Regions from separate parts of the Homo sapiens genome. Here region 1 is linked to region 2. A link is an interaction called in ENCODE POLR2A ChIA-PET data of the cell type or tissue named here. Cell type or tissue: HepG2. All regions are shown on one strand. Each heading gives the region's core, and the rest is flanking DNA. Links, peaks and the distances in the headings are about the cores only. Region 1 has its middle 7.0 kb from the start of SQSTM1. Region 2 holds the start of CBY3 (chibby family member 3).

Region 1 (13,594 bases), core at 1-4,000, 140 kb before region 2:
CTCCAGGTCTCCCGGCCCCCTCATTGCTGACCCCTCTCTTCATTGCCCCGGTGCACCAAGGACCCCAGGAAACCGGCCCTGGCACTCATACAGGCCTGGGCTCCAGCCTCTGCACCTGGGATCAGGGTACTGGCGGGGGTCCAGCCCCTCGCCCCTCCCAGGCTTGGGCCTGGCCATGACTCAGCAATATCCTCAGTTGGGGGTACCCAGTGCAGGGAGAGGGGGACACAGCCCCCATATCAGGAGGCTGCTAGGTCGCCCAGTGGGCACTGCTGGCCAGAACAAGCTGGCTCTCAGGTTGCTGTTCCGACCCTGCCATGGTCAGCCTGCCGCGGTGGCAGCCCTCTTACAGCGCATGGCATCCTCGGTGATGGGCAGCGCATAGCATACTCGGTGACGGACCCCGACTCTGGCCTGAGCACCAGAGAAGTTCCCAGTTTAGTAGGAGTGGAGTTGAGAGGTGCTGGAGGACCAGCTAAGGTCTCCTGAGTGTCAGTGGTCGCCAAGTGTTCACTGTGGTCCAAGTGACTCCTTATGGGCTCCTCAATTCAGCAGGTAATGCCCATGGCCCTGTGGGGGCTCAGGCCCGTTGGCCTTGTGGGCAGCCAAGGGGGTCAGCCAACAGCCTCCTCAGCTAGGAAGGAAGAAACACTGCTTTATGCCACCAGAGTAACCTGTCCGCCAGAACTGGGGCAAGGAGAGGGGCAGGACGAGTGGTCACCCTCTGGAGCCTCCCAGGCAAGGTCCTGTGAGTAGGAGGTCAGAACCTGCTGGGTCCAACTCATGCCATTTCAGCCCAGGGCTTGCAGGAGCTGGAGAAACCTCCCAGGGGAGGAAACCCAGAGGGAGGCAAGAGTGGCTGGATGGGGCCAGTCAGGTGCGAAGGTGATGTGTGGGTGTGCGCACAGCAGGGGCTGGTCCACAGGTGTGAATGATCCTTCCCGGAGGGCTCCGAAGTGGGCAAGGCTTCCACCCTGCCCAGAGCAGCCCTGTGGAGAGGGTTCAGGCCTCTCCCTGCATCCGGCGGTGGAGAGTGGAAAATGCCCCAGGGCCTGCTGGAGCCACTGCCTTGCAGACAGGGGCAGGGGACACAGAGGGGCGTGCTGGCAGAGGCTGTGGCCTACAGACAGGTGCTGGCCAAGCGTGACTCAGCAGCCCAGGCGCCTGAGAGCCACGTGGCCCCCGCCGAGGGCCGGCTTTCCTGCCCCAGCCCCCGGCTATGGCCCGGTCTGAGCAGGGTGAGGGACACAAGGAAGGCCTGTGGCTCTGGGAACATAGCTTTGAGGAAGCGCTCAAGGCGCCCCACTCACCCCCAAGAAGGAGCTCCTTTGCTTTCTCGCCATTTGGCCCGTTTGGGATCGCGGGAAGTTTCCGCGGGGGCTAGGGGCATGTGAAGAGACTGGGGGGGGGGCGGGGAGGGGAGAAGGAAGCACAGAAGAGGGAGTCTTTGGGAAGCTGGGGTGGACACCCGGCTCTGGCCCTTCCCCGCACGCCTTGCGGCCCCAGCGGCCGCCCTGCCCCCACGCGAGGCCGAGGCCTCCCGGAGGTAAACAAGGCGCGGCGGGAACCCCCTGGCAGGGCCCTCTCCTCCCGCCGCGGAGGTCAGGTGGTCTGGCCGGCAGTGAGTCAGCGTCCCATGACCGCTGTCGTAATAGGGGGATCCCCGGCCCCTGCTGCCACCCATCTCAGTGACCTCTTACCTGGAGGCTGGGCTGGGGAGTGGCTCCGGGGTCACCGTGAGTCCCCTGAGCAGGAAGAGCGTGCAGCGGCTGGAGCCAGACAGACACTCTCCCCCTTCTCGCCTCTGACTCCTTCCCCTTTCCCGATGCAGTCCCACCCCGCAGGCTCCCCGCGTCCACTGGCCCCTTCCCACCCTCCAGGGCCCGGCGTGCATGCCCAGGGAAGGCTCGGCACCTGAGCCGCGAGACCCACTATGGACCAGCCTCTCATTTCCTCATCTTTCAAATGGGGCTGAAGTGGAAGGATTTGGGCTGCCCTCCCAGGCGATGCCCCGTGGGTGTGCGAGTTGTTTAGCTGCTTTTGGGGCTGTAAGCTGGGGGGTCAGGGCAGGACAGAGACTGCAGGGGGGCTGAGGTGGAAGAGTGGGGAGGGCAGGAGAGGCCTGAGCCAAGCGCCCAGTGGTCCCAGGAGACCAGCCGGGGCAGCCACAGGGGTGGTCTGGTTCTGTCTGTTGCTGCCCAGCATGTTGTAACCACCTCCTCAGTTCCCCCTTCCCCCCTCCCAAATAATCCTATGCCTTGGCAGTGGTGTTCCCAGGTTCGCTTCTTTTCTTTGGGGCGTGGAGTCAAGTGTCCGCGTGGGTGCTGGGGCAGCCAGAGACAAGGCCACTGAGGGATTCAGGCCGCACTGCTCTGGGCCATCTTTAGGGAGATTGACAATCACAGGGGACACAGGGGATGAGTTCCTCTACAGAGGTCCTGGTCTGTGCGGGGGCCTCCAGGCCTTCTGCGCTGCAGCCACTCCCTTCCACTCACATGGGAGGGCCACAGCCCTCCCTTGCCATCTTCCTAATCATGCCAGCTCATTCTACCTGGTGACTTTTCCCTGGCTCTCCCTCTGGTCCAAAACCCTTTCCACTCCTGCCCTACATGGCAACTTCCCACCCTAAATGTCTCCTCCTCAGCGGGGCCTTCCTTGACCACTCCCTAGGAAAAATCCCCAGGCACTGGACATCACTTTTTTTTTTTTTTTTTTTTTTTTTTTTGAGACAGTCTCTCTCTGTCACCCAGGCTGAAGTGCAGTGGCACGATCTCAGCTCACTGCAACCTCTGCCTCCCAGGTTCAAGCAATTCTCCTGCTCCTGCCTCAGCCTCCCAAGTAGCTGGGACTACAGGTGCCTGCCACCAAGCCTTGCTAATTTTTGTATTTTTAGTAGAGATGGGTTTCACTATGTTGGCCAGGATGGTCTTGAACTCCTGACTTCAGGTGATCCGCCCACCTCGGCCTCCCAAAGTGCTGGGACTGCAGGCGTGAGCCACCCGCCCGGCCAGGCATCACCCCCTTTTAGCCCTTTCAGACAAGCCCAAAGCCCAGGCAAGAGGCACGGGGGCCATGGGAGGGGCACGCCCACAAGGGGTTTGCAAAGATCTTTCTAAAAGAAAAGGAGTTCAAGTCATGGACAGACATGGTTAGAGAATTCAGTGATGCCAAGTTGTCAGGCCTGAGAGCCCCAGGGACCCTCTCCTACTGGAAGGCCAGAGCTGCAGAAAGAGGTCCCCTGGGCTGGGCGAATTTCTCCAAATAAATTCAAACATGGCCTGCCTCGGGACGGGGGCGAGACCCTGGGCCCTCAGGGGCACTGAGGGGTCGTCCATGCCGGGGGACATGGCCACTTGGGGGCGGCCCTCGTCAACCGCGGAGTGGGGAAAAGGGGGGAGGGATGGAGGACGAACGCCCGGCGGTGTCTAAAGGCACGACGCGGAGCAGGAACCACAGCCCTGGTCCCCAGAAAGCGCGCGCGGCCCGGGGCAGAACCTGCCGAAGTTCCAGCTCGGGGCGCAAGGGATGTGGGGGTCACTGGAAGACGGGGCGCGGGCCGCCCGTGGGGAGGAGACTGGACCCGAACCCGGCCCACCCCACCCGAGCGGCGACGCCAGCGCTGACCCCAGGCGTGTCCCGGCCCCCGGCGCGGCTCCGGCCCAACCGTGCACGCCCGCGGAAGGCCTCGCACCCGCGTCAGAAGTGGCCTGCCCGGGGCCACCGGCCCGCAAGTCCCCGGTGTTCTCGAGGTCCCTGCCCCGTCCCGCGCGGCTGTAGCCGGCGGGAGGGGCTGAGAGGCGGGTCGCGCTGGGACCTAAGGCGCCGCCCCCTCGCCAGCCTCTCCCTCCCTCCGTCACCGGGTGGCCGGAGACCCGGGGGCACTGCTGGGGTACCCCAAAGCATAGGGCCAGCCTGAGTGCGCAAGGTCCTGAAAAGACGGGGGGGCGGCGACAAGGAGTAGGGAGGGGGGCTGGAGGAAGACGGCAAAGTGACCCCGGAAGGGTCCAGGCGCCCCAAGCCCATCGAAGACGGGAGGCTCTCAGTGGCGCCTGGGGGGACTGTGGGAAAAGCAGCTCAAGAAGGGGAATCTGGAGCGAGGTGGGGGAGAGGTCGGCATGGCCTTCTCTAGGAGCGCCAGCGCCAGACAGAGCGGTGACAGGCCGCACCGGGAGTACCCCGTCTATACTGAACGGGTCAGGAGTGTGGGATCCCGTGGAGGGGCTGCCCTTGCAGCAGGAGCGATGGCCCTCTCGCTCCCCTCCACCTGCTGCCATCGAAAACCTTCTGGAAGAGGCCAGGCGCGGTGGCTCACACCTGTAGTCCCAGCACTGGGAGGCCGAGGTGGGCGGATCACGAGGTCAGGAGTTCGAGACCAGCCTGGCCAACAGAGTGAAACCCCATCTGTACTAAAAATTAAAAAAATTAGTTGGGCGTGGCGGCAGGTGCCTGTAGTCCCAGCTAGTCGGGAGGCTGAGGCAAGAGAATTGCTTGAGCCTCGGAGGCGGAGGTTGCAGTGAGCTGACATGGCGCCACTGCACTCCAATCTTGGTGCCTCAACAAAACAAAACAAAACAAAGAAAACCTTCTGGAAGAATTATCCTCCTTTGAGGATCTAACCCTTCTTGCTCCCAATGCTTCCCAGCAGGGCCCGCACCCCAGGACGGGTACTTACCGCAGTCCCCCACCTCCAGCTCTGCACACTCGCAGCCCAGTGCCCGCTCTTCCCCCTCAGCCTCCCGACGAGACTCAGCTCTTCGACCTCCCTGCGAGTCCCTGTGCACCCACTTTGTTCTGTGCCTGTCCCTGCCCTGACTATGTGGGCTCAGGTAGTTTTGTGGGGTGTGTGGATGTTGCGTGGGAGTGTATGTGTGCCCCGTGTGTCCCATGTGTTATAACCCTGATGCTCTGGAGCAGAAGGCGTGGGGTCATCTGTGGATAAAGGCTGGTATTGAAGCAGGGTCCCCCACCTGTGTTAGGCCACCACATACTCTTGCGTAAAAGTAGGGTGAGGTAAACCCCATGGCCAAAGCTTGGCCAACCAGAGCACTGTAGCACCCTGGTCAGGGATGGACATGTGACCCACGCTGGCGGACGAAATGCACACTGGGGTCATCTGGAAGCAGGAGCCTTGGGGAGGGGGGAATCCTGAGCAGATCAAAGCTTGATCTCAGTATCTGACCCCTGGATCCAGGCTGGCCTAATGCTGGGTTATAAAACGGCTTAAGCCAGTTGATTGTGGTTTTCGTCAATTGTATCCAAGAGTAGTGACCCATGACGTATACCCCATGCCTGCTCCAGGTTTTCTTTTCTTTTTTTTTTTCGAGACAGAGTCTTGCTCTGTTGCCCAGGCTGGGGTACAGTGGCTTGATCTCTGCTCACTGCAACCTCCACCTCTCGGATTCAAGCAATTCTTGTGCCTCAGCCTCCCAAGTAGCTGGGATTACAGGCGCCCACCACCATATCTGGCTAATTTTTGTATTTTTAGTAGAGACGGGGTTTCACCATGTTGGCCAGGCTGGTCTTGAACTCTTGGCCTCAAGTGATCCACCCACCTCAGCCTCCCAAAGTACTGGGATTACAGGCGTGAGCCACCACACCCGACCTGCTCTAGGGTTCCTGATGGCAGTGATGGTCACAATACAGGCCAGAAACAGTCACAATACAAGCCAGAAACCTGGGAGTCAGCTATGACCATATGCTCCCCCTCAAGCCACCAGCAGTTCCTGTTGATTGTACTTTCTGGCAATAGCAACAGTAATAATACACACGTAGCACATCTTTTATGCTAGGAAACATTCTAAATATTTTAATTTTTAGAGACAAGGTCTCACTTTGGTCCCCAGTCTGGAGTGCCGTGGTATGATCATGGATCACGGCAACCATGATCTTCTTGGGCTCAAGCGATCCTCCCGCCTCGGCCTCCTAAAGTGCTGGGATTAGAGGCGTGAGCCACCTCACCCAGCTTGAATATTTTTCTGCATTTAACTCACCTGTTCCCTTGAGGTGAGACCATGTGATTAATTCTGGCCAAGGACCTGAGCCAGAAGAGCCATATATCACCTATACGCCAAGCATTTATTTATTTGCCAGTGCTAAAGCTTCTAGAGCTCTCTTTCTCTTTGCCAAGAAAGCCTTTGATTTCCACATGGTTATGCCTGTAGCCAGGGCAGGAACTACAATGAGCAGAGACCCCAGGGGACCCTTGAAGGGTATACAGCTTTGAGTATACTTTTATTAGATCAGAGAAATTTGGGGTTGTTAGAGCAGCATAATCCAGCCTATCCTGACTGATTATCCCCACAGGCATAGAAGGGACTAAGTTGCTGTTAACCGACGGAAGCAGAATTGTGAACCCAGAAGGGCCATTCCCTAGGACATCTTGACCTCAGTGATGTACATTCTCCAAAGACTGTCCTGAATCTATCTACTTCTCCTAACTCCATTCCCTACCCCTCTGACCCTCCATTCCAGACTTTCTCCTGGATGGTTATGTCAGGGAGGAAAAGCTTTTCCTCTGCCCTCTTAGATTCAGCATCTGGGGCCTGCAAATTAAACTGACAAAAGACAAATTAGCAAGAGAAACGGAGTTGTATAGCTTTCTGTTTTTTGTTTGAGATGGAGTCAGTATTGCACAGGCTGGTCAGGAACTCTTATGGTCAGAGGATCCTCCCACCTCTGCCTCTCAAGTACCTGGGACTACAGGCTCACGCCACCACCCCGATAGACATTTTTATTCGTGTACTAGGAGGTTAGAATTGAGAGCTCGTAAACCAACAAAAGGTTGGGGGAAAGGGCACTTGGGGAAAACAAAGGACTTCTAGGAAAGATAATATGCTAGTTTTGTGACAGTGTCTGTTTGCCTGTGGTGCCATGTCTGGGGATGAGTCCCTTGTGCTCCCAGGGAGGGGGCTTATCTCTGTTTCCTCTTATTCTCTCCAGCCCCTTTCCATGCCTGCCCAAAAGGTTATATTTTATTTTATTTTGAGAAAAGGTCTCACTCTGTGGCCCAGGCTGAAGTGCAGTGGCAATTAGAGCTCACTGTAACCCAGGAGTCAAGTGATCCTCCCGCCTCACCCCCTGAGCAGCTAGGACTACAGGTACATGCCAACATGCCTGGCTTTTATTATTGTTTTTTTTTTAATTTCTCACAGAGAGGAGGGTCTCGCTGTGTTAACCACGCTGGTCTGAAGCTCCTGGCTTTGTGTGGCAAATGCTCATTTTAAAATACAAATACAACCTCAGCCTCCACTCCTCTTCTTGTTTTAGACTTTATGCACAGCTTCAAAGGTCAAAACCCAAATTCAATTCCCAACACTGTGTACTAGGTCCTGCAAGCTGTGCTCTGCCCTGCCCAGGTCTGCCCCAGGGCCAGCTTTCCTGGTACTCATGAACCACCTCCCGCTACCCAGGCGGCCCCTACAGGCACGGTTAATTTTCCCATTACAAGTTGTCAGAGTCCCATGGACTCTGATAAGGTGGCTGTGGATGGGACTATAGTAAGACAGTGAGGAGGTCAATGTCAGTGCACATGTGTTTGTATCATTAGTGACATGTGTGTTTGGTACATGGTGAATATACAGAACATTTGCTATGAATGAAACACCCAGCTGCCAGGTGAGGTGAGGCTTTAGGGCAGGGCTTCCAAACTTTTACTGTGCCAGGGACACCCTTGGCATCTGCAGAAGATGAAGGACCCCTGGTTAGAAACATGCTTTTTTCTTTTTCTTTTCTTTTTTTTTTGGGGGGGGGGGGACCATGTTTTGAATGCATTACATTACCAAAAAAATTAATATTGAAATGCAAAAGTCAAAATATAAAAACACGGCCATTTGCTCTTTTCCTAGACTAGCTATGGCTGGGCCTGGTCAAGCTTTGGGAGGCTGAGGCTGTGGAGTTCCAACCCTCAACCTTGGAAGAGCTGTCTTGGAGGCAGGCAGGTCCAGAGCCCCACGTGCCATGGGACCTAAACCGAGAGCAAGCCTGGGCCTGGGCACTGGAGAACTTCCCTGTGCTGAGCCGCCACTCCTGCCAATGCCATCAGCTCTACGGGAGCACTGCTGCGAGCTGGCTGCTGCACTGCACCTCTACTGGGCACGGAGCCCTTCCCGGATATGAGAGGGGCCAAAAATGGCCTCGACACTTCCATGTCCAGAAGTCAATGGCTGAAACCATAGACGGGCTCCAGTCACCTCAAGAAGACGCAGATGCTACCGATGGTGAGGTCCAAAGCGGCCTGAAGCAGCCTGGAGATGCCAGCGCCTGCGGAGGTGGAAGTACACACGCCCAGGGCGCCTTCTGCAGTCCAGGCGGCCTCCGGAAGCTGCTGAAAACCTAGGATTCCATCAGGAAGGAACCGCTGAAAACCTAGGATTCCATCAGGAAGGAACCCGAAAAGGAGAGGAACCCCAGCCTTTCTGCAGGCCTGCAGTACGACCCGCTTCAACTGCTGCCCTGGAAGGAGCCCGAGGCACCCAGTGGGGGCCCTCATGCCGTGCCTGCGGACATTTGCACTGGAACTGTGCCCTGCATGCATAACAGCCTTGAGGTCTGTGCGGTGGAGATCATTCCTTAATCTGTTCTTTCTCTCCTGAGCGTCCTAAACATTTTTCATTTAGAAAAACTTTCTTCATGGAGGGGTGGGCGCGGTGGCTCACGCCTGTAATCCCAGCACTTTGGGAGGCCGAGGCGGGCGGATCATGAAGTCAGGAGATCGAGACCATCCTGGCTAACACGGTGAAACCCCGTCTCTACTAAAAATACAAAAAATCAGCCGGGCGTGGTGGCGGGCGCCTGTAGTCCCAGCTACTCAGGAGGCTGAGGCAGGAGAATGGTGTGAACCCGGGAGGTGGAGCTTGCAGTGAGCCGAGATGGCGCCACTGCACTCCAGCCTGGGCGACAGAGAACCGCCGTTCGCCCATCCGTCCAGAAGTAAGGAAAAGGCCACGGAGACCAAGGGGGTGGGGTCACGGTTTCCCCTCCCCTCCCCCTCAGAAGTCCGAAGATAAATAGGCTTAGAAAGAGAGGAAAAAAATTTCTTGGTTTGCATCTCACTCACCCTTTCTCAAGCCCCATGTTGCACGCCAAACTGTTGTAGGACTTTCTCCTTAGTTCAGCTAAAAGCCAGGTTCTTGTGCAGCGGCCATGAGAGATTAATCTCGCAGACACTTTGAAGAGTGAGAAAAATGGAATTTATTGGGCAAGAAGGAAAAAAAGGGAAACAGGGACTCTCAGCAAAGCGAGAGAGAGTCCCGCTAGCTGGTTTCTCGCCTCCCAGATAGAATCCCAAGTTCCACCCCGAACATGAGACCAAGCTCCTCCCCCCTGCATAGCTCCTCCCCCTGCATAGCTCCTCCCCCTGCATGCTCCTCCCCCTGCATAGCTCCTCCCCCTGCATAGCTCCTCCCCCTGCAAAGCTCCTCCCCCCTGCAGAGCTTCTGTGGCTCTACCCAGTTCTTCCAGTGCTTAGGCAGGTGTGGGAGTTTCTCCTGGACCTCTTTTTTTTTTTGAGACGGAGTCTCGCTCTGTCGCCCAGGCTGGAGTGCAGTGGTGCGATCTCGGCTCACTGAAAGCTCCGCCTCACAGGTTGAAGCTATTCTCCTGCCTCAGCCTCCCGAGTAGCTGGGACTACAGGTGCCCGCCACCACTCCCGGCTAATTTTTAGTAGAGACGGGGTTTCACCGTGTTAGCTAAGATGGTCTCGGTCTCCTGACCTCGTGATCCGCCCGTCTCGGCCTCCCAAAGCGGGACCCCTTTAGACTTGGCTGTCTCACTTGGATTACAGGCGTAGGCCACAGTGCCCAACTGAGTCACTTTTTTTTTTTCCTTAAAAAAATTGTTGGCCCGCAGACACATGAAAAAATGCTCAGCATCACTGGCCATCAGAGAAATGCAAATCAAAACCACATTGAGATAGCATCTCACACCAGTTAGAATGCCAATCATTAAAAACCCAGGAAACAACAGGTGCTGGAGAGGATGTGGAGAAATAGGAATGCTTTTACACTGTTGGTGGGACTGTAAACTAGTTCAACCATTGTGGAAGTCAGTGTAGCGATTCCTCAGGGATCTAGAACTAGAAATGCCATTTGACCCAGCAATCCCATTACTGGGTATATACCCAAAGGATTATAAATCATGCTGCTATAAAGACACATGCACACGTATGTTTATTGCGGCACTATTCACAATAGCAAAGACTTGGAACCAACCCAAATGTCCATCAATGATAGACTGGATTAAGAAAATGTGGCACATATACACCATGGAATACTATGCAGCCATAAAAAAGAATGAGTTCATGTCCTTTGTAGGGACACGGATGAAGCTGGAAACCATTCTGAGCAAACTATCACAAGGACAGAAAACCAAACACCGCATGTTCTCACTCATAGGTGGGAATTGAACAATGAGAACACTTGGACACAGGGTGGGGAACGTCACACACTGGGGCCTGTCGTGGGGTGGGGGAAGAGGGGAGGGATAGCATTAGGAGATATATCTAATGTAAATGATGAGTTAATGGGTGCAGCATACCAACCGGGCACATGTATACATATGTAACAAACCTGCAAATTGTGCACATGTACCCTAGAACTTAAAGTAAAATAAAAAATTAAAAAATAAAAATTTAAATTTAAATTAAAAAAAAATTGTTGGCCCGGTGCGTTGGCTCACGCCTGTAATCCCAGCACTCTGAGGGGCCAAAGTGAGCAGATCACCTGAGGTCAGGAGTTGGAGACCAGCCTGGACAACATGGTGAAACCCCATCTCTACTAAAAATACAAAAATTAGGCTGGGCGCCGCCGGTGGCTCACACCTGTAATCCCAGCACTTTGGGAGGCTGAGGCAGGTGGATCACCTGAGGTCAGGAGTTCGAAACCAGCCTGACCAACATGGTGAAACCCCATCTCTACTAAAAATATAAAAATTAGCCGGGTGTGGTAGCACACGCCTGTAATCTCAGCTACTCAGGTGGCTGAGGCAGGAGAATCGCTTGAACCCGGGAAGCGGAGGTTGCAGTGAGCCCAGATCACTCAACTGCACTCCAGCCTGGGCCAGGGAGCAAGACTCCGTTTCAAAAAAAAAAAAAAAAAAAAAAAAGGGCCAGGCGCAGTGGCTCATGCCTGTAATCCCAGCACTTTGGGAGGCTGAAGCAGGTGGATCACGAGGTCAGGAGTTTGAGACCAGCCTGACCAACATGGTGACACCCTATCTCTACTAAAAATACAAAAAAATTAGCCGGGCTTGGTGCCGTGCACCTGTAATCCCAGCTACTCAGGAGGATGAGGCAGCAGAATTGCTTGTATCCAGGAGGTGGAAGTTGCAGTAAGCCGAGATTCTGCCATCGCACTCCAGCCTGGGCGACATAGCGAGACTCTGTCTCAAAAAAAAAAAAAAAAAAAAAAAAAAAAATTAGCCAGGCGTGGTGGCGGGCGCCTATAATCCCAGCTACTCGGGAGGCTGAGGCAGGAGAATCGCTTGAACCTGGGAGGCTGAGGTTGCAGTGAGCCGAGATGGTGCCACTGCACTCCAACCTGGGCGACAGACCGAGACTCCGTCTTAAAAAAAAAAAAAAAAAAAAAGGCCGGGGTGGTGACTCACGCCTGTAATCCCAGCATTTTGGGAGGCCGAGGCAGGTAGATCACGAGGTCAGGAGATCGAGACCATCCTGGCTAACACGGTGAAACCCCGTCTCTAATAAAAATACAAAAAATCAGCCGAGCGTGGTGGTGGGTGCCTGTAGTCCCAGCTACTCGGGAGGCTGAGGCAGGAGAATGGGGTGAAGGTGGGAGGCGGAGCTTGCAGTGAGCCCAGATAGTGCCACTGCACTCCAGCCTGGGCGACAGAGCAAGACTCCGTCTCAAAAAAAAAAATAAGATAAACTAAAAATAAATAAATAAATAAATAAAATTACAAAAAAATCCAAAAAAATTTGTTTTAAAATTTTTAATGAGATGAGGTGTCACTATGTTGCCCAGGCTGGTCTTGAACTGATGAGCTCAAATGATCCTCCTGCCTTAGCCTCTCAGAGTGCTGGGATTACAGGCATGAGCCACCACACCCGGCTAATTTTTTGTATTTTTTAGTAGAGACGGGGTTTCACCGTGTTAGCCAGGATGGTCTCGATCTCCTGACCTCGTGATTCGCCTGCCTCGGCCTCACAAAGTGCTGGGATTACAGGCATGAGCCACCGCGCCCGGCCTCTGGGTGACTAAGTTTTAACATTAAGTAACTCATTAACAATTTCTAAGGCCCTTTATGTCACAACCTAAGTGAAAAGCCATTATCCTTTGCCACAAATAGAAGACACCTGTGAAAACACGACAGTTTCCTCTAGAAGGCTCCTATAAGTCCCAGTCTCTAGTTCGGAAAGTTCCAGGAGCACTGAGTGGGGAGCCCTCTCCTTTAACAGGGGGCCTCAGGATCCAGCCCACTTCAACCTCTGGCTCGGCCACCCCCTTCTTGGCATCAATCTCTCTGTCCAGACCCCTCGAAGCTCCCGATTCCACTCAGCCCCAGGTGTGGGCCGGGGCTGAACTAGGAAGACAAAGCCGCATTCAATCTCAGTCTGAGTCCAGCCCCTCGGGCCTCCCCCGGGCGGGTGGGGCAGAGGTCCCTGCAGCCTCCACCAGGAACCGGGCCCCTAGGTCTGGGAGGTCCAAGCCGGCAGCGGGCCAGGCGCTGCCCAAAGCCTGCCCAGAGGCGGCGCTGGGCCAGTCCCTTTATAATTTGCGCCCTTCCTGGTTCCACAGAGGATTGAGGAACGCCTGAAATTAGAACGCAAATGGGCCGTGCGTGGTGGCTCACGCCTGTAATCCCAGCACTTTGTGAGGCCGAGGCGGGCGGATCACAAGGTCAGGAGTTCGAGACCAGCCTGGCCAATACGGTGAAACCTCGTGTCTACTAAAAATACAAAAATTAGCCAGGTGTGGTGGCGGCCGCCTGTAGTCCCAGCTACTCGGGAGGCTGGGGCAGGGGAATCGCTTGAACCCGGGAGGCGGAGGGTGCAGTGAGCCGAGATTGCGCCACTGCACTGCAGCCTGGGCAACAGAGCGAGACTCCGTCTCAAAAACAAACAAACAAAAAACAACAAAAAACAACAACAACAAAAAAACAATGAAGGCGTGGGCCCCCATCAATATCGGGCTGGGCTGGGCGGGGCGAGGTGGCCCCTACACCACCGGGGGCAGGGCCCGTTGCTCCCGTTAGCGGCGCTCTCGGGCCGCCCCTGCCCCGGGAAGCCGGTACGGTTCTGGGCTGGTCACTGCTCTGCATCCACGAGCATCGGCCCTGATACCGCCTAGAAAGGCCCATCGTTCCCGCCTCCCGGGCCCCTGCGCGCCTCCGTCCAGAGGCCCAGAGGAAGCTCCTGAGCGGGGAAGCGCCCTGGGCGGCAGCGAAGGCAGCGGTCGCTCCCGGCTTCAACCGCCCAGTCCCCCGCGCCACCCAGAGCCCCTCACGCCCGGGAAAGAGCCCCGAGAACGTGCGAATGGGGTCGGGGTCCGCGCGCGGAGGAGATGTTGCTGAGAAGGGTACCGGGGTCCCGGAGCGCCGCCCCCGCCGCCCGCCCCCCGCCCCGGCTGCGGTCGACCTG
Region 2 (14,493 bases), core at 10,494-14,493:
AGTTCACATGATTCTCCTTCCTCAGCCTCCTGAGTAGCAGGGACTACAGGCGCCTGCCACTGTGCCCGGCTAATTTTTTGTATTTTTAGTAGAGATGGGGTTTCACCTTCTTGGCCAGGCTGGTCTTGAACTCCTGACCTCGTGATCCACCCGCCTTGGCCTCCCAAAGTGCTGGGATTACAGGCGTGAGCCACCACGCCCAGCCTAGGTTTTGTCTTTTTCATACTGGTTTGTAAGGAATCATTATGTACTATGTGCTCATGCGATGGCTCTTGCCAGTAATGCCAGCAATTTGGGAGGCCGAGGCAGGCAGATCACTTGAGCCCAGGAGTTTGAGACCAGCCTGGGCAACATGGCAAAACCCTATCTGTACAGAAAATAAAAAATTAGTGGCATATGCCTGAGTGCCAGCTACTCAGGAGGCTGAGGTAGGTGGATAGATTCAGCCCAGGAGGTTGAGGCTGCAGTGAGCCATGATCATGCCACTGCACTCCACTAGCCTGGGCAACAGAGCAAGACCCTGTCTCTAAAAAATAAAATAATTAGACAGGGGCTCTTTGTTGCTCAGGGGCTGCTCCAAGTGATCATCCTCCATTGGCCTCTGAAAGTGCTGGGATTACAGATGTGAACCACTGCTCCCAGACCTTTAAGAGCTTTTAAACCGGGGGCTCTTTTTGGTTATAAGGAACACAGATGGCCAGGCATAGCGGCTCATGCCTGTAATCCCAGCACTTTGGGAGACCGAGATGGGCAGATCATTTGAGGTCAGGAGTTCAAGACCAGCCTGGCCAACATGGTGAAACCCTGTCTCTACTAAAAATACAAAAATTAGCCGGGCATGGTGGTGCGTACCTGTAGTCCCAGCTACTTGGGAGGCTGAGGCAGGAGAATCACTTGAACCCAGGAGGCGGAGGTTGCAGTGAGCCGAGATCGCACCACTGCACTCCAGCCTGGGCAACAGAGCGAGACTTTGTCTCAAAAAAAAAAATAGGCCGGGCACGGTGGCTCACGCCTGTTATCCCAGCACTTTGGGAGGCTGAGGTGGGTGGATCATGAGGTCAGGAGATCGAGACTGTCCTGGCTAACATGGTGAAATCCCGTCTCTACTAAAAAATACAAAAAAAATTAGCCGGGCGTGGTGGCGGGTGCCTGTAGTCCCAGCTACTCGGGAGGCTGAGGCAGGAGAATGGCGTGAACCCGGGAGGCAGAGCTTGCAGTGAGCTGAGTTCGTGCCACTGCACTCCAGCCTGGGCGACAGAGCGAGACTCCGTCTCAAAAAATAAATAAATTAATTAAATAAAATAAATAATAAAGAAGAGAGATATAGTGAAACTACCTCAAGGAAAGTATATAGGGATGTCAAAGAGCCCAAGGAGAGGAAGAGAGTACTGCCTCGCCTCATGCTATCCCGAGCTGGGATTGCAGTGTAGTGGCTCTTCCTGTCTTCCAGAGCCAAATGACATCTGCTTCATTCTCCCTTTCATGATCAGGCAATTTGACTCATTTTTTTTTCTTTTTTTTCTTTGCAGAGATGGGATCTCCCTGTGTTGCCCAAGCTGGTCTCAAACTCCTGGGCTTAAAGGGATCCTCCCACCCTGACCTCACAAAATGCTGGGATTACAGGCATGAAGCACTGTGCCCGGCCCACTCACTTTTTTACTCAGCTTGGTCTGCCTGAAAAAACAATACACTGGCTAACATTTCAAAATATTAACCAGCCACACAGTGTTGTTTAAATGTATATAGGCCAGGCATGATGGCTCACACCTGTAATCCCAGCACTTTGGGAGGCTGAGGTGGGTGGATCACTCGAGGCCAGGAGTTCGAGACCAGCCTGGCCAACGAGGCGAAACCCCATCTCTACCAAAAATACAAAAATTAGCTGGGCATGGTGGTAGGCCCTGTAATCCCAGCTACTCGGGAGGCTGAGGCAGGAGAATTGCTTGAACCTGGGAGGCAGAAGTTGCCATGAGCCAAGATCATGCTGCTGCACTCCAGCCTGGGCAACAGAGTGAGCACAGTCTCAAAAAAATGAAGTAAAAAAATAATATATCAATGTCTATAAACATAAACCCACTATAAATTTATAGCTCATATCAATATAAAACCATGTTTATAATTTTACCTATAATACAAACCAAAAAGTCAAATTAACATTTATGTTACTTATTATTTTTTTTTTTGAGAGAGTCTCACTCTGTCGCCCAGGCTGGAATGCAGTGGCATGATCACGGCTCACTGCAAGCTCTGCCTCCTGGATTCAAGTGACTATCATGTCTCAGCCTCCCAAGTAGCTGGGATTACAGGCGCATGCCACCGCGCCCGGCTAATTTTTGTATTTTTAGTAGAGACGGCTTCCACCATGTAAGTCAGGCTGGTCTCCAACTCCTGACCTCGTGATCCACCTGCCTGAGCCTCCCAAAGTGCTGGGATTACAGGCGTGAGCCACTGGGCCCAGCCTTTTTTCAGATTTTTTTTTTTTTTTTTTTTTTTGAGATGAAGTCTCACTCTTGTCCCCCAGGCTGGAGTGCAGTGGCGCGATCTTGGCTCACTGCAACCTCCGCCTCCCAGGTTCAAGTGATTCTCCTGCCTCAGCCTCCCAAGTAGCTGGGATTACAGGTGCGTACCACCACACCTGGCTAATTTTTGTATTTTAAGTACAGACGGGGTTTCACCATGTTGGCCAGGCTGGTCTTGAACTCCTGACCTCAGGTGATCCACCCGCCTCGGCCTCCCAAAGTGCTGGGATTACAGGCGTGAGCCACTGCGCCTGGCCAACTTCTTTTTTAAAACTATATTAGCACAGAGAACACCATGTTGTTTCAGGGAAGGGCAAATGTCACTAACAGACTATCACAGAAGCCAGACTGAAATTTCCATGGGGAAAAACAAGATTTAGCTTCCTTGGTTTGGGGAATATTCCTCTTGGTTGCCAGAAGAGACCCACTGACATTCACACCCAGTGTGATTCACAGCCAGTGTGGTAGAAATGCTGGTGATGTGGAAAACTCTGAAAAATCTTCAGATGCTCTTCTCCTTTCCTTTCTGCCATCAGAATAAACCTTATGTCCTTCAATTCAGACCTGTTGGGACCCGGTAGCACACCCTTCCCTTCCTCACGGGCTCCAAACCTCATCTTTTCAGTGACATTGAGATGGGGATCCTCAAAGGAACCAGGAGCCATTTTTTAAATTGTGAATCTTTAAATTCTGAAGTCTTCATTAAATGTCCTCAAAATCAAGGTCTTCTTGTGAAAGGAGTTAACATCCATTTTAAGTGGGAATTATCCATCATCTCTCCTAACATTTCCTGTTCAAATAATCAAATAAAGACTTCCAGGAGTAGGCAAGAACTTAAAAAAGAAGAAGAAGAAAAAAAGAGGCCGGGTGTGGTGGCTCACGCCTGTAATCCCAACACTTTGGGAGGCCGAGGCGGGCGGATCAGCTGAAGTCAGGAGTTTGAGACCAGCCTGGCCAACACGGTGAAACCCTGTCTCTATTAAAAATACCAAAAAATTAGCCAAGCATTGTGGCGGACGCCTATAATCCCAGCTACTCAGGAGGCTGAGACAGGAGAATCGCTTGAACCCAGGAAGCAGAAGTTGCAGTGAGCCAAGATTGCGCCATTACACTCCCACCTGGGCAACAAGAGCAAAACTCTGTCTCAAAAAAAAAAAAAAAAAAAAAAAAACTTGTTGGGTTTTGTAGCTTTCTCTTTTTGGTAGGCCATGAAATAAGGGAAGTTGTGTACCATTCCTAGTGGTCATCTATGATCGGTCTGACGTATGTTTTCGTTGGTTTTTTGTTATTGTTGTTCTTGCTGTCGTTTTTGAGACAGCTCTGTCACCCAGACTGGACTGCTGTGGCACGATCTCTGCTCACTGCAACCTCTGCCTCCTGGGTTTAAGCGATTCTCAGCTTCCCAATTAGCTGGGATTATAGGCGCACACCACCATGCCCAGCTAATTTTTTATTTTTATTTTTAGTAGGGAGGGGGTTTCACCATGTTGGCTGGGCTGGTCTTGAACTCCTGACCTCAAGTGATCCACCCGCCTTGGCCTCCCAAAGTGCTGAGATTACAGGCATGAGCCACCACACCCGGCCTCTTTCTGTTGTTTTTTTGAGATAGTGTCTCACTCTGTTGTCCAGGCTGGAGTGCAGTGGTACGATCATGGCTCACTGCACCATCAAACTCCTGGCCTCAAGTTATCCTTTTGCCTCAGCCCCTGGAGCACTCTGGCTAATTTTCGTATTTTTAGTAGGGGTTTCACCATGTTGGCCAGCCTAGTTTCGATCTCCTGAGGTCAAGAGATCCACCTGCCTCAGCCTCCCAAAGTGCTGGGATTACAGGCATGAGCCATCATGTCTGGCCAAATATCATGATTGCTAATGAAAATTGACCTTAGGCGGCCGGGCGCAGTGGCTCACGCCTGTTATCCCAGCACTTTGGGAGGCTGAGGCAGGTGGATCACAAGGTCAGGAGATCGAGACCATCCTGGCTAACACGGTGAGACCCCGTCTCTACTAAAAATACAAAAAATGAGCTGCGCGTGGTGGTGGGCACCTATATTCCCAGCTAGTTGGCAGGCTAAGGCAGAAGAATGGCGTGAACCCGGGAGGCAGAGCTTGCAGTGAACCGAGATTGTGCCACTGCGCTCCAGCCTGGGCGACAGAGTGAGACTCCGTCTCAAAAAAAAAAAAAAAAAAAATTGACCTTAGGCCAGGCACCGTCGCTCACGCTCGTAATCCCAGCACTTTGGGAGGCTAAGCCAGGCGGATCCTGAGGTCAAGAGATCAAGACCATCCTGGCCAACATGGTGAAACCCTGTCTCTAAAAATACAAAAATTAGCTGGGTGTGGTGGCGCTAACCTGTAGTCCCAGCTACTCGGGAGGCTGAGGGAAGAGAATCGCTTGAACCCAGGAGGTGGAGGTTGCAGTGAGCCGAGATCGTGCCACTGCACTCCAGCCTGGCAACAGAGCGACACTCCATCTTAAAAAAAAAAAAAAAGAATACTGACTTTATTTATTTATTTTTGAGAGGGAGTCTTGCACCATTGCCCAAGCTGGAGTGCAGTGGCACTATCTTGGCTCACTGCAACGTCCACCTCCTGGGTTTAAGTGACTCTTCTGCTTCAGCCTCCCAAGTAGCTGGGACCACAGGTGTGCGCCACCACACCCAGCTAATTTTTTGTATTTTTAGTAGAGACAGGGTTTCACCATGTTGGCCAGGCTCATCTCAAACTCCTGCCCTCAAGTGATCTGCCTGCCTCAGTCTCCCAAATTGCTGAGATTACAGGCATGAGCCACCGTGCGTGGCTGAAAATTGACTTTAATAACATAGACATACTGTGGAGGGAGAAAGAATGAATATGAATCACTGGCTTGGTTAAAATATTCCTGGGCTCTGATTCCATGTCCATCAGACAACCTTCTGGGGGTTGATTTAAGCTCTTGAGTGTCTTCATGACAAGAAGAGAAAGCTTTCAACAGTGAGCATGAGGGTTTATTTGTGAACACTGACAATCAAATTCTAAAATTTATATGGAAATACAAAGGACCTAGAAAGCCAAAGCAATCTTAAAGAATATTATTGGAAGATTTACATTACTAGGTATCAACAGTATTGGTGCAACGATAAACAGACCAAGCACAAGAACACAGAGCACAGGCCGGGCGCGGTGGCTCACGCCTGTCATCCCAGCACTTTGGGAGGCCGAGGCGGGTGGATCACGAGGCCAGGAGATCGAGACCATCCTGACTAACACGGTGAAACCCCGTCTCTACTGCAAATACAAAAAAATTAGCCGGGCGTGTTGGCGCATGCCTGTAGTCCCAGCTATTTGGGAGGCTGGGGCAGGAGAATGGCCTGAACCCGGGAGGTGGAGGTCGCAGTGAGCCAAAATCATGCCACTGCACTCCAGCCTGGGTGACAGAGCGGTAGCCGGGCATGGTGGCATGTCTCAAAAAACAAACAAACAAACAAAAAAACTGCAGGCCGGGTGCAGTGGCTCATGCCTGTATTCCCAGACCTTTGGGAGGCCAAGGCAGACGGATTACCTGAGGTCAGGAGTTCAAGACCAGCCTGACCAATATGGCAAAACCCTGTCTCTACTAAAAATACAAAATTAGCCAGGCATGGTGGCAGGCACCTGTAGTCCCAGCTACTCAGGAGGCTGAGGCAGGAGAATTGCTTGAACCCTGGAGCCGGAAGTTGCAGTGGGCCGAGACTGTGCATTGCACCCCAACCTGGGCAACAAGAGCAAAGCTCTGTCTCAAAGAAACAAACAAACAAAAACTGCAATTTGAGCAGGCATGGTAGCTCACGCCTGTAATCCCAGTACTTTGGGAGGCTGAGGCAGGCACAACGCTTGAGCCCAGGAGTTCAAGCCCAGGAGTTTTGCAACATGGCAAAAGCCCATCTCCACTAAAAAATACAAAAGTTAGCAGGGTGTAGTGGTGCCTCCCTGCAGTCCCAGCTACATGGGAGGATCACCGGAGCCTGGGGAGGTCAAGGCTGTGGTGAGCCATGATCACACCACCAATAGACTCCAGCCTGGGCAACAGTGAGACCGTGTCTCAAAATAACAACAAGAAAAACTGCAATCATTAAGACAAACAGTCCAATTTTTAAAATAGGCAAAAAGACTTGAACCACTAAAAAAAAAAAAAGATGGCCGGGCTTGGTGGCTCACACCTGTAATCCCAGCACTTTGGGAGGCCGAGGCAGGCAGATCACTTGAAGTCAGGAGTTCAAGACCAGCCTGGCCAACATGGTGAAACCTCATCTCTACTAAAAATACAGAAATTGGCTGGGTGTGGTGGCGCGTGCCTGTAATCCCAGCTACGCAGGAGGCTGAGGCAGGAGAATTGCTTGAACTCGGGAGGTGGAGGTTGCAGTGAGCCAAGATTGAGCCATTGCACTCCAGCCTGGTGACAGAGCGAGACTCCGTCTCAAAAAAAAAAAAAAGACTTGAACAACCACTTCATCAAAATAGATAACAAATACCCACATGGAAAGATGCTTAATAGCATTGGCTGTTAGAGAAATGCAAATTAAAACCTCAATTTATTAAGGATGAGGCTGGGCACGATGACTCACGCCTGTAATCCCAGCATTCTGGGAGGTCGAGGCAGACAGATAACCTGAGGTCAGGAGTTTGAGACTAGCCTGGCAAACATGGTGAAACCCTGTCTCTACTAAAAATACAAACATTAGGCAGGGCGTGGTGGCTCACACCTATAATTCCAACACTTTGGGAGGCCAGGGCAGGTGGATCACCTGAAGTCTGGAGTTTGAGACCAGCCTTGCCAACATGGTGAAACCCCACCTCTACTAAAAATACAAAAATTAGCTGGGCGTGGTGGCAGCTGCCTGTAATCCCAGCTACTTGGGAGGCTGAGGCAGGAGTATCTCTTGAACCCAGCAGGCAGAGGTTTCAGTGAGCCGAGATCACGCCACTGCACTCCAGCCTGGGCAACAAGAGCGAAACTCCATCTCAAAAAAAAAAAAAAAAAAAAAAAAAGCTGGGCGCGGTGGCTCACGCCTGTAATCCCAGCACTTTGGGAGGCCGAGGTGGGCAGATCACCTGAGGTCAGGAGTTCAAGACCAGCCTGACCAACATAGAGAAACACCGTCTCTACTAAAAATACAAAATTAGCCAGGCATGGTGGCACATGCTTGTAATCCCAGCTACACGGGAGGCTGAGGTGGAGGTTGCAGTGAGCCAAGATTGCACCACTGCACTTCAGCCTGGGCAACAAGAGTGAAACTCCATCTCAAAAAAAACACAAATAAACAAAAAAATTAGCCAGATGTGGTGGCGTGTGCCTGTAATCCCAAGTACTCAGGAGGCTGAGGCAGAAGAATCGCTTGAACCCAGGAGGCGGAGGTTGCAGTGACCCGAGGTTGCGCCACTGCGCTCCAGCCTGGGTGACAGGGCGAGACTCTGCCTCCAAAAATTAAATAAGTAAATAAATAGATAGATTTATTAAGGCCGGGCACAGTGGCTCAAGCCTGTAATCCCAGCACTTTGGGAGGTAGAGGCAGATGGATCACTTGAGGTCGGGAGTTCAAGACCGGCAGGGCCAACATGGTGAAAACCCTGTCTCTAGTAAAAAAAAAAAAAAAAAAAAAAAAAAAAAATACAAAATTAGCCAGGTGTGGTGGCACACGCCTGTAATCCCACTTAGGAGGCTGAGGCAGGAGAATTGCTTGAACCCAGGAGGTGAAGGTTGCAGTGAGCTGAGATCATGCTATTGCACTCCAGCCTGGGCAACAAAAGTGAAACTCCATCTCAAAAAATAAATAAATAAGTAAAATAAATTTATTAAGGATGAGCTTGCTGTTAAAAATTTAAAACAACAACAAAACAACAGCAAAAACCCCACAATTTAGACACGCTACCACTATGGCTAAAATTAAAAAGGCTTGGCCGGGCACGGTGGCTCAAGCCTGTAATCTCAGCACTTTGGGAGGCCGAGGTGGGTGGATCATGGGGTCAGGAGATCAAGACCATCCTGGCTAACACAGTGAAACCCCGTCTCTACTAAAAATACAAAAAAATTAGCCGGGCGTGGTGGCGGGCACCTGTAGTCCCAGCTACTCAGGAGGCTAAGGAAGGAGAATGGTGTGAACCCGGGAGGTGGAGCTTGCAGTGAGCTGAAAAAAAAAAAAAAAAAGGCTTACTAGCTGGGCCCTGTGGCTCCTGCCTGTAATCCTAGCACTTTGGGAGGCTCAGGTGGGAGGATCCCTTGAGCCCAGGAGTCTGAGACCAGCCTAGGCACCACGGTAAGACCCCGTCTCAAAAACGCCACCACCACCTTTAATTAAGCGAATTTTTTAAAAATGAAGGTTTACCAAACCAAGTGTTGGCCAGGATACAGAGAAACAGAAACTTTCACTCACTGTTAGTGGCTTAATAAAAAGGTAAACATGCACCTGCCATATGACACAGTCATTCTATTCCTAGGTGTTTACTTAAGAGAAATGAAAGCATATGTCCACACAAAGATGAGCAAAAATGTTCAGAGCAGTTTTATTTGCAATAGCCCCCAAACTGGAAACAACCCAAATGTGCATCAACAGCTGAATGGAAAAACAAATTGTGTGGTGTTTCCATACAATGAAATACTACTCAGCAATAAAAAGCAATGAACTGTTAATAAATGCAACAACATGGATAAATCTTAAAATAATTATGCGGCGAGAAGCCAATGCCAAAAAAAATCTATACTGAGGCTGGGCGCGGTGGCTCACACCTGTAATTCCAGCAGTTTGGGAGGCCGAGGCAGATGGATCACTTGAGGCCAGGAGTTTGAAACCAGCCTGGTGAATATGGTGAAACCCCATCTCTACTAAAAATACAAAAATTAGCTGGGTGTGGTGGCAGGCACCTGTAATCCCAGCTACTTGGGAGGCTGAGACAGGAGAATCACTTGAACCCAGGAGGCAGAGGTTGCAGTGAGCTAAGATCATACCACTGCACTCCAGTCTGGGCAACAAAGTGAGACTCCTCTCAAAAAAAGAAAAAAAGGTAATGGATACCTCCAGATGGATACATTATCTTGATTTTGGGAATGATTTCACATAACAAATTATCGAAATACTTCACATTATACATTATAAATATATGTAGTTGGCCGGGCGCGGTGGCTCACACCTGTAATCCCAGCACTTTGGGAGGCTGAGGTGGGCGGATCACAAGGTCAGGAGATCGAGACCATCCTGGCCAACACGGTGAAACCCCATCTCTACTAAAAAAAAAAATACAAAAAATTAGCCAGGCATGGTGGCGGGTGCCTGTAGTCCCAGCTACTTGAGAGGCTGAGGCAGGAGAATGGTGTGAACCTCGAAGTGGAGGTCGCAGTGAGCTGAGGTAGCGCCACTGCACTCCAGCCTGTGCGACAGAGCGAGACTCCGTCTCAAAAATAAATAAATAAATAAATGTAGTTGATTTTGTCACTTATACCTCAATAAAACTATTACAGAAGTTTCCTAGGAGGTGGCACCACCACCGGGCTCTGCCCCAGCTTGTGAGCTCCTGTGGATCTGGGTCTGTCCCTTGCAGTCAGGTGGGTGGGCTTAGTAGGTAGGACTGACGTCATTTCCTTCCACTGTCCGCACACGTGGCACGTGTCCTTCAAACATGCCCAGCCACTTCCCTCCTCTACCCCCAGGTCTTCAAGGGATTGGGGTCTCCTTATTGTTCAGGTTTTAGCAAGAATGTCAAGGGCCTTCACCGAGCACCACATCTAAATTACTTCCTACTCCTCACCCTGTCCCAAAATCACTTTCTGTATTTCCCTGGTTTGTTTTCTTCACTGTACGTATCAGAATTAGGGTTTTTTTTTTTTTTTTTTTGAGACAGAGTCTCGCTCTGTCACCCAGGCTGGAGTACAGTGGTGTGATCTCGGCTAACTGCAACCTCTGCCTCCTGGGTTCAAGCGATTCTCCTGCCTCAGCCTCCCAAGTAGCTAGGATTACAGGCATACACCACCATGCCCGGCTAATTTTGTATTTTGAGAAGAGATGGTGTTTCTCCATGTTGGTCACGCTGGTCTCAAACTCCCAACCTCAGGTGATTTGCCTGCCTCGGCCTCCCAAGGTGCTGGGATTACAGGCGTGAGCCACTGCACCCGGCCAATTTTTTGTATTTTTATTAGAGACAGGGTTTCACCATGTTAGCCAGGATGATCTCGATCTCCTGACCTCATGATCCGCCTGCCTCAGCCTCCCAAAGTGCTGGGATTACAGGCGTGAGCCACCGTGCCCGGCCTGGATATTCTTATTAATTTAATCATTCCTTTTTTTTTTTTTTGAGATGGAGTTTCGCTCTTGTTGCCCAGGTTGGAGTGCAGTGGCACAATCTTCGCTCATTGCAACCTCTGCCTCCCAGGTTCAAGCAATTCTCCTGCCTCAGACTCCTGAGTAGCTGAGATTACAGGCACCCGCCACCACACCCGGCTAATTTTTTCTATTTTTAGTAGACACGGAGTTTCACCATGTTGGTCAGGCAGTTCTCGAGCTTCTGACTTCAGGTGATCCACCCACCTTCCCCTCCCAAAGTGCTGGGATTTACAGGCATGAAACATCGCGCCTGGCCCTCTTTTTTTTTTTTTTTTTTTTAAACACAGGGTCTCTATCGCCCATGCTGGAGTGCAGTGGCACAATCACTGCTCACTGCAGCTTTCACCTCTTGGGCTCAGGTGATCCTCCCACCTCAGCCTCTTGAGTAGCTGGGACTACAGTCGCATGCCACCACGCCCAGCTAATTTGTTTTTGTAGAGATGGGGTCTTGCCATGTTGGCTAGTCTGCCCTTTCATTTTCATCATCTATCCTATTATCTTCCTCCCTCCTCAGCTGGCGCCCTACTGAGATCCCTATCACTGGTGGTGCACCCATCCCATAGGTGCTGTAGGAGCTGGCTGGTAACTCTCAGCTGCCCTGGCCAATAACTGACATGTAGAAGGAGGGTACAAAAGACGGGCTCCCTTGCTTTAAGGAGGCCTAACTGTGGTGCCATTTGTGCTCAGAGTTCCCCATGAGAGCAAGCGGAAGCTAGTCTCCACGTGAGACCACACTCTGGCTCAGCCTTAGCCTTTTTCTCGCCCTGTCTTGCTTCCCTCACCCCCTTCTCCTGAGAGCATTTCCCCAATAATTCACTTGAACAAGAATGCTCAGCTTAGGCTCTGCTTCTAGGGAACCTGACCCATGACACGCTCTGTTAGCTTCCTGAGAGACTATCTTGTTAGTTCCCCTAGAACAAATTCCTGTCTTGGACTCTGCTTATGATCACTCCCTTCATTCCCCTGCCAAGAATGACAGCTCAGTGAGGGAATATGTTCTTCACTTCCCTAGAACTGTTCCTAGAACACAGTAGGTGCTCAATGATGCACTGAATGCATGCAGGGGAGAGCCCAGAGTCTATCTGACAGCTCAGCGGTCAGCACCCCTTCTTGTCCTGGGGTGGCCTGGCCTGGAGGCATTGTGAGTCATAGCAGGTGGACAAGAGCTGAGTGGGTCAGAGATGGGACTAGCCCTGGGACAGCAGCTCAGCAACTCCACCCCATCTTCCAGGTGAGGCACAACATACAGTGAGGACTAACGGGGAAACATCCTCCGAGAAGATACAATCTCAAGGGTGGGCCTGGATGTGGGCTTCCAGAGACCATCTCCCTGAACCAGATCTTGGGGATGGTATGTACCATCCAGCCTCTGTCCACCTATATGTGAGGGATAAGTGTATTATGAATTAACGAAGGCATAACAGAGGGAACCCTGCTCTAGTTCTTTCTCTTCTCACTGCCCATGGGCAGAAGAGGAATTAGAAACAACACATAGCTCCCTTTTTCACATAATAGAATCAGCACTTACTGGGCAGGGGTGGGGGGTGCAGAGAGAAGTGAGCAAAATGGGACTTGTCTGTTATCTGGACTTTGGACTTCCTGAGGGCACAGTTTGTTTGGAATAAAAGTCATGTTTAGTGTGCACAATCCCTGATACTTTGAGCCCTATGCATAGGTCTAGCCCATGGCACACACCCCAGGATGTCAGTGAACACACTGGACTGTGGTCTATACACGCATCTGTCTTCCAAGCTGGATTAGGAGCACCTTGAGGGCAGGCAGAGGCTGTTTCAGGTCCCCTTCCCAAGACCAGAGTCTGGCACAGAGCAGATGCTAGTTCAAGTCTATCAAATGACTGAATGATGAGGGCAATAATGCTGTTGGCTATGCTAGATATCCTCCCAGATTGCTTTCAGAATCCAGATCTAACCCCGGCTTTCTAATCCTTCAGCAGTTCCCTCTTACCCACAAAAGGAAGTCTAAGCTTCCGAGCCTGCCTGTAGGGCACCTTCACATAGTGCACTGGTCCACCTTCCCAGCTTCCTCTTCTGCTCTTCCCAGCACCAATCCTATCCAAGCTCGTGTTCACATCTGAAATATGAAAGTCCTGCCCTGCCGGGTACAGTGGCTCACACCTGTAATCCCAGCACTTTGGCGCTGAGGCGGGCAGATCACCTGAGGTCCGGAGTTCGAGACCAGCCTGGCCAATAAGGTGAAACCCCATTTCTACTAAAAATACAAAAAAAAAAAAAAAAAAAAAAAAAAGGCCAGGCGCAGTGACTCATGCCTGTAATCCGGGCACTTTGGGAGGCCGAGTTGGGTGGATCACCTGAGGTCAGGAGTTCGAGACCAGCCTGGCCAACATGGTGAAACCCCGTCTTCACTAAAAATACAAAAATCAGGTGGGGGTGATGGCAGGCGCCTGTAATCTCAGCTACTCAAGAGGCTGAGGCAGGAGAACTGCTGGAACCCGGGAGGTGGAGGTTGCAGTGAGCCAAGATCGCGCAATTGCACTCCAGCTCGGGCAACGACAGCGAGACTCAGTCTCAAAAAAAAAGAAAAAGAAAGCCCTGCTCGGCTCTTCCCTCTGCCTAGAAGTTCTCCATTTTCCATCCTCAACCCACCTGGCAAAGTCCTACTCCTCCTTTAAGTACCTACTTACTTGTCTTGCTACCATTCCCTACCCCTCACCCTTCCAGCTGCAACTCAGAACAAGGCCCTCCTCCCGTCCTTCATCTGCATATGTATCCCAGGGCCTGATCCTCAGTGGTCTTTGGGGAAGATGGTTTAGGTGAGACTGCTGCCTGTGCAGCGTGGAACGACGGGCTCCTCGGTGGCCAGCAGCTGGTGAGACACAGCCGCAGCCGTAGCTGCAGGGCTAAGACATGTCCGCCGGCCTCGCGGTTTGAGAGGCGGCCTGTACCAAGCACGCTGCTCACCCGGACTCTTGTCTCCCAGCAGCGCCCCCTGGCTCGCCTTCATCATTCTGGACATCCGGGCTCCCGAGACAAGAGCGCAGCACGAGTCGCCAGCGCTCCCGAGGCTCCCCTTCGAGCACCTGCGTGCCCTACAAGGTCCACGCCCTGGCAACCTTCGAGTGCTCGGCTACGAGCCATGCCAGCCGCCTGTGGCAGACGCTGCAGCAGTTTTGGGCCGATCACATCTCGCGGCCCTTCTCGCCACGGCGGCCGCCACTGCGCCGCATGCCCTCCCTGTCCACCTTCTACCTGCTGGACCACAACACGCGCCAGGCCGAGCTGGGCCTCGCCTACGGCGCGCCGTGCATGCGCCTCAGCAACCAGGCCTTCGTGTTCCGCGGCGGGCGGTGGACCACTGAGAGCCAGCTGGCGAGGACGCGGTCGCCGCTGCTCTCGCGGACCGCCTGGGGCTGGAAGGCGCAGGTGCAGCGGTCCAAAAGCCAAGTGTTGCTGGAGGAGAACAACTACCTGAAGCTGCAGCAGGAACTGCTCATAGACATGCTGACTGAGACCATGGCGCGCATGCACTTGCTGGAGAAGCAGCGCAACCCCGAGGTGATCCCGACGGCTGCGGCGCGCGCCGGGCAGAGGAAGATGCGCAAGCGCGCAGGCGCCAGCGCGGGCGTGCTCATGATCCAGCCGTGCGCTCTGGACTCGCAGTGACGCAAT

Evidence for each region. Peaks named below come from ENCODE experiments on the same cell type or tissue, not always from the same donor. Only the 100,000 strongest peaks of a DNase experiment are listed, where the experiment ranks them.
Region 1: POLR2A ChIA-PET joins it to region 2 with 15 read pairs; 12 of 35 experiments call an interaction of 5 or more read pairs at or near these places.

What each region holds. Positions count from the first base shown.
Region 1 is chr5:179,807,144-179,820,737 of GRCh38, reverse strand. It overlaps a transcript of SQSTM1 not described here. Among named protein-coding and RNA genes, the nearest start is that of SQSTM1, 7.0 kb to the left of the region's middle. RefSeq lists silencers at 1-28, 1,329-1,508, 3,427-3,496, 3,607-4,056, 13,128-13,297 and 1 more and enhancers at 1-331, 939-1,098, 1,499-1,798, 852-2,051, 1,754-2,463 and 1 more. In HepG2, for the core only: no CTCF peak of the experiment used is centred there; DNase peaks (open chromatin) are centred at 1,127 and 1,657; H3K4me3 peaks cover 1,659 bases.
Region 2 is chr5:179,678,577-179,693,069 of GRCh38, reverse strand. CBY3 (chibby family member 3) reads left to right here and starts at 12,036. Exons shown (of 2, transcript NM_001164444.2): 1 at 12,036-12,197; 2 at 13,805-14,493. The coding sequence starts at 12,152. The coding sequence ends at 14,487. It also overlaps a transcript of CANX not described here. RefSeq lists enhancers at 14,072-14,331, 14,219-14,493. In HepG2, for the core only: a CTCF peak has its summit at 14,378; DNase peaks (open chromatin) are centred at 11,989, 12,459 and 14,479; H3K4me3 peaks cover 597 bases.